Regions from separate parts of the Homo sapiens genome. Here region 2 is linked to region 1. A link is a contact called in ENCODE Hi-C or POLR2A ChIA-PET data. All regions are on one chromosome and are shown on one strand. The core of a region is the stretch at or near the end of the contact, and the rest is flanking DNA. Distances in the headings are between cores, read along the strand shown. Region 1 holds the start of LINC00240 (long intergenic non-protein coding RNA 240). Region 2 holds the start of H2BC11 (H2B clustered histone 11).

The links. A loop is a pair of places that touch in the nucleus more often than their neighbours do. ChIA-PET counts read pairs that join two places held with the same protein, here RNA polymerase II (POLR2A). Pooled maps may share reads with other maps.
Region 2: a loop to region 1 is called in a map of OCI-LY7, with 7 times the contacts of the local background. The contact joins the promoter of H2BC11 here to the promoter of LINC00240 in region 1. A Hi-C loop is called at or near these places in 2 of 168 maps with a recorded cell type or tissue (OCI-LY7 and naive thymus-derived CD4-positive, alpha-beta T cell) and 10 of 50 pooled maps. POLR2A ChIA-PET finds 5 or more read pairs at or near these places in 8 of 52 experiments (AG04450, Caco-2, HCT116 and 5 more).

What each region holds. Positions count from the first base shown.
Region 1 is chr6:26,955,656-26,958,355 of GRCh38, forward strand. LINC00240 (long intergenic non-protein coding RNA 240) reads left to right here and starts at 1,338. Exons shown (of 3, transcript NR_026775.2): 1 at 1,338-1,528. It also overlaps the pseudogene GUSBP2. RefSeq lists a silencer at 891-1,360 and an enhancer at 998-1,696.
Region 2 is chr6:27,131,410-27,134,120 of GRCh38, forward strand. It overlaps H2BC11 (H2B clustered histone 11), which reads right to left and starts at 1,386. Exons shown (of 1, transcript NM_021058.4): 1 at 907-1,386. The coding sequence starts at 1,341. The coding sequence ends at 961. H2AC11 (H2A clustered histone 11) reads left to right here and starts at 1,634. Exons shown (of 1, transcript NM_021064.5): 1 at 1,634-2,126. The coding sequence starts at 1,663. The coding sequence ends at 2,055. RefSeq lists enhancers at 606-665, 1,006-1,075, 1,086-1,155, 1,287-1,800, 1,766-2,105 and 1 more.

The DNA of each region.
Region 1 (2,700 bases), core at 88-2,587:
GTACAAAAGTAACAAATCTGCATATGCACTATCTGTGTCTGAAAAAAATTGAAATTATAAAAACCAAGAGAATATGTTTCTAATGAATGTAGACTTTATTTGATGGACTGGATTAGAATATAATATTTTTTTAAGGGGAAAGGCATTGGGGGATGCACAATGTCTACAGGTTTCTAAATCTCTCTGGTTTCTCACCTAATTCATAGTCTCTTATGTCATTCTCATAGTTTTCATATTCTGCCTTTCCACCTCTTCTTTTTAACAAGTAAAATTCCTCATAGCATACAAAAAACCAATTTTATAAAAAACCCCTATTATAGATCAGGGACCTGTGGATTATATGCTATTAGAACTACACAAAATGTCTCTGTATAGTTTTCTGTATCTTTGGAATATCTTTGGGTGAAGCTGCAGACCTTCTTGGTGAGTGTTACAGCTCTGCGCAGAGCCAAACAGTGAGCAGCAGCAAGACTGCAAAGAGCAAAAGAACAAAGCCTCCACACTGTGGAAAGGGACCCCAGCACGTTGCTGTTGCTGGCTCTGGCAGCCGCTTTTATTCCCTTATCTCACCCCACCCACATCCTGATGATTGGTCCATTTCATAGAGAGCTGATGGGTTCATTTTACAGAGAGCTGATTGGTCTGTTTACAATCCTTTAGCTAGACACAAAAGTTCTCCAAAGTCCCCACTAGATTAGCTAGACACAGAGCACTGATGGGTGCGTTCACATACCTTGAGCTAGACACAGCATGCTGATTGGTGCATTTACAATCCTCCAGCTAGACGTAATAAGTTCTCCAAGTACCCACCGGACTCAGGAGCCCAGCTGGCTTTGCCTAGTGCATCCCGGCCGCGGGCGGAGCTGCCCGCCAGTCTCTGGCGCGCTCCCGCACTCCTCAGCCGTTGGGCGGTTGACGGGACCGGGTGCCGCGTAGCAGGAGGTGGCGCCCGTCCCCTCGGGGTGGCGCGCGGGAGCCCGCGGCTGGGGGGCGGGGGGCAGGGGACGGGGGCGGGGAGCAGGGTGAGGGCTCCAGCATGGCAGGCTGCAGGTCCCGAGCCCTGCCCCCTTGCCCCGCGGGGAGGTGGCTGAGGCCCAGCGAAAATTCGAGCGCGGCGCCGGCGGGCCATCACTGTTGGGGGACCCAGTGCACCCTCCGCAGCTGCTGGCCCGGGTGCTAAGCCTCTCTCACTGCCCAGGGCCGGCGGCGCCAGCCGACCGCTCAGAGTGCGGGGCGCGCCGAGCCCGCGCCCACCCGGAAGTCGCGCTGGACCTGCGAGCACCGCAGGCAGCCCAGGTTCCGGCCCGCGCCTCTCCCTCCACACCTCCCCGCCGGCAGAGGGAGCCCGCTCAGGCCTCAGCCAGCACAGAGAGGGGCTCCCACGGTGCAGCTGCGGGCTGAAGGGCTCCTGAAGCGCGGCCAGAGTGGGCTGAGGCCGAGGAGGCGCCGAGAGCCAGCGAGGGGATGCCAGCAAGCTGTCACCTCTCAGAAATACAGGAAGAACATCAATAATGTTCGAAGTTATAAAGTAGGTTTCTATCAAGAATAAAACATAAACGATCAAAGAATTCCTTATAAAAACATTTTTTATTTCTAGGAAGCAAAACGTAAATATAAAATTTGAGAGTCCACCAAAAAAAATTAGATGCCAGATTTCACTATAATTATCAGGGAAGCGCCCAAACGGGTTGTTTACGGCGCCTCGGGGAAACTTTCTGTTTCGTGTTAAGGGTCTTGAACCATGATGTTTAGAAAACCGTGGGCTGATGCTTTCAGAACCTCTGTGATTGTTGCCTCTGACACTGCATCCAATAGACTAGCATGTTGATTAGGGAAAGCTAAATTCAATAAAATACGACTGTAAGTGGGGTCACCACCTTGAGGGGTTATGTTAGAAGAGTAGATGATAAGGTGGTATCGATAGGGTATTGACGTCTGGGCTCACATGGTTGCCCGGGGCCTTTCAAGACCAATGACTGATAAGAAGAGGTAATGTTCAGGACATAGAGTTTAGGATTGGGGGACACTGTGAGTTAAGGGCCATGACAGAAGTCTTCATAAGTAAACTGTTATTGACACAAGCTGCTACCTGCCCAGGTGAGCAATCTGTTGGCCCAGAGGAGAGTTGCTTACTGACATAAATTGATTTGCAGAAATTTCCTGAAGCAAACAATAAGTTATTTATTGGTTTGCAGCCTTACTTTCCTGAAAAATAATTTTCTGGAATGAATTGTGAAATCATGTTGACACAGATGGCCTCAGGTTTCAGTTCGGATAATTAAGCTGTGTAAATATAGAAAGTCTAAGGTTTCTGTGTGCTGTTGATTCACAGTATGCAACAGTGATCATATTACTTTTATTTACTATGAGCTTCAGCTGAAAAGTCCAAAAGAAACTTTAATTTCAGATATTTAATGAAATCATTATAGCTGTGGTAATTTCCTTTAGCTGGGTGTGAGTGTGTGATGTGAGCGTGTGATTGTGTGTGTGTGTGTGTGTGTATGTGTGTGTGTACTCTGGCAGCATATTCCAAATTTCTGTAAAATTTCAGTTTGAAATTAATAGAAGACATATTAAATTGTTTAAACTCTTTGTTATTTAACTTCTATATTACTTTAGTTGATTACTCTGTATTATTACGGCAAAGCTTTGATATGTTGCCCTGAATTTAAATGAAAAGGCTGTTCGGCATAAAAACAG
Region 2 (2,711 bases), core at 136-2,635, 180 kb after region 1:
TATTCTAATCAGAAATAAAGCATTGATCTTTCTCAGGCTGAAAACTACAGCATTCAAATTCCGTTGTAGCCGGGCTTGATGGCTCATGCCTGTAATCCTAGCACTTTAAGGCTGAGGCTAGTGGATCACCTGAAGTCAGTTCGAGACCAGCCTAGCCAACATGGTGAAACCCCATCTCTACTAAAAATACAAAAATTATCCGGGCATGGTGGCGCATGCCTGTAATCCCAGCTACACGGAAGGGTGAAGCAGGAGAATCGCTGGAACCCGGGAGGCGGAGGCTGCAGTGAGCTGAGATCGCGCCACCGCACTCCAGTCTGGGCGACAGAGGAAGTCTCCTTCTCAAAAAAAAAAAAACTGATTATGTTGCCATAAAGGGTCCCTTTAAAAAAAAAAACGCTCTATCCAACGAAAACTAATTAGAAATAAATCTCCTTCCCGAAAGCGATAAAATACTAAAGAATGAGAAACTGACAGTTTACTGAGTTTGTAAGGAAGGCCAAATAAAGGCGGGGTTTGGATTCCTTTGGCGCACCCAAGCCGACCGTGGACTTCCTGGATACAACAACCAATCAGGATGCAGAGGAAGGGCGGGCGTTGCCCGGGCAAATTCAAACTGACAACCGCTGCAACTTGGCACTGTTCCAAATCACTAACCGACGGGGGACCGACGAGTATTTTAATTGGTTTCTAACGTATTTTAATTGGTTTCGAACTTATAATAGAAAATTTCCCATCTCCTTACTTAACTCTAAGATTAGAATGGCAGATCTAAAAAAAAAAAGTCACTAAGGATTAGTTAAATAACTGCTCTACTTCAGACCAAAAAACACAGTAGCAAGTTACAAGGGTTTGTCAGTGGCCAGCAGAGGAGGAATACAAGCACCAGCTCTTTCTTTGAGAACATGGGTGGCTCTTAAAAGAGCCGTTAGGGTTGAGAGTTTGCAACCAACTCACTGTTTACTTAGCGCTGGTGTACTTGGTGACGGCCTTAGTACCCTCGGACACGGCGTGCTTGGCCAACTCCCCAGGCAGCAGCAGGCGCACGGCCGTCTGGATCTCCCTGGAGGTGATGGTCGAGCGCTTGTTGTAATGCGCCAGGCGGGAAGCCTCACCTGCGATGCGCTCGAAAATGTCGTTCACAAACGAATTCATGATGCCCATGGCCTTGGACGAAATGCCGGTGTCAGGGTGGACCTGCTTCAGAACCTTGTACACATAGATGGAATAGCTCTCCTTGCGGCTGCGCTTGCGCTTCTTGCCGTCTTTCTTCTGCGCCTTAGTCACCGCCTTCTTGGAGCCCTTTTTCGGGGCGGGAGCAGACTTCGCTGGCTCTGGCATAGCACTGTGTAGCTATAAAGCGCCAACGAAAAGGAAAAACAGCGTGAGCAGGGTATGACAAGGCGCTTTTATATAGAATCGCTTATGCAAATAAGGTGAAGAGTTGAAGTCTTGTGTCTGATTGGTAGTTATTCAGGGTAACGTCAGAGGTCAGGTCTGCCCAATCAGGATTCGCAAATCCAGAAGACGCACTACTATTGGTTGAAATTAAACTGCAGCCCTAACCAACAACACGTCTTCTTTTTCGCGCCCAATAGTGTTTATAAAAAGCGCCGCCTTTCCCGTTCACTTTGTGGTTGCTCGTAGTGAGTTGCGCTCGCTATGTCTGGACGTGGCAAGCAGGGAGGCAAAGCCCGCGCTAAGGCCAAGACTCGCTCTTCTAGGGCCGGTCTCCAGTTCCCCGTGGGCCGAGTGCACCGCCTGCTCCGCAAAGGCAACTATGCCGAGCGGGTCGGGGCCGGCGCGCCGGTGTATCTGGCAGCGGTGCTGGAGTACCTGACCGCCGAGATCCTGGAACTGGCGGGCAACGCGGCCCGCGACAACAAGAAGACCCGCATCATCCCGCGTCATCTCCAACTGGCCATCCGCAACGACGAGGAGCTCAACAAGCTGCTGGGCAAAGTCACCATCGCACAGGGCGGTGTCCTGCCCAACATTCAGGCCGTGCTACTGCCCAAAAAGACTGAGAGCCACCACAAGGCGAAGGGCAAGTAACTATCTGTACTAGTTTGTGGCAGCTCAAGTAAAATCGAGTCCAAACCAACGGCTCTTTTCAGGGCCACCCACGTCTTCTCTAAAAGAACTTAACATTTATTCCATGTGAAAGAAAGTGAGACATGGACAAGACTCTAGTCATAAATTACCCATCTTTTTGAAAACAGTGTAGCGAACACCGCAGATTTAAAAGAAAAACTAGAGGGAAGGTGGTCCAGATTTTACCACGCTTAAAAGTTAAGATGTGAACAAATCTCTTAGGCCATTACTTAATTTTAAACTTAATCAGTGTGTGTCCACAGAGCACCAGTGGCTTCGTGAGTTCTTGAAGCACTTTGGCCCAAAAGAGTTATCGCCCGGGCTAGAATTTAGCAGACAGCTGTTCCACGCGGGCCAGGGCGGCATGAAGAAGTCCCGCCGCTACGTGCCCGGCACAGTGGCCCTGCGCGACGTTCGGCGCTACCAGAACTCCGAGCTGCTGATCAGCAAGCTGCCGCTCCTGCGAGAGCTCGGCGGTGACGCCGCTGCACGAGAGCGAGGCTGAAGAACTTTGTGACACAATAGTCCACCTCCCTGCAAAGGCTCTGTCAGAGACTCACATCTTTCCTGATGGATAGCTGTGAAGCATTCTCTTACCCACCCTACTGCATGTTGCA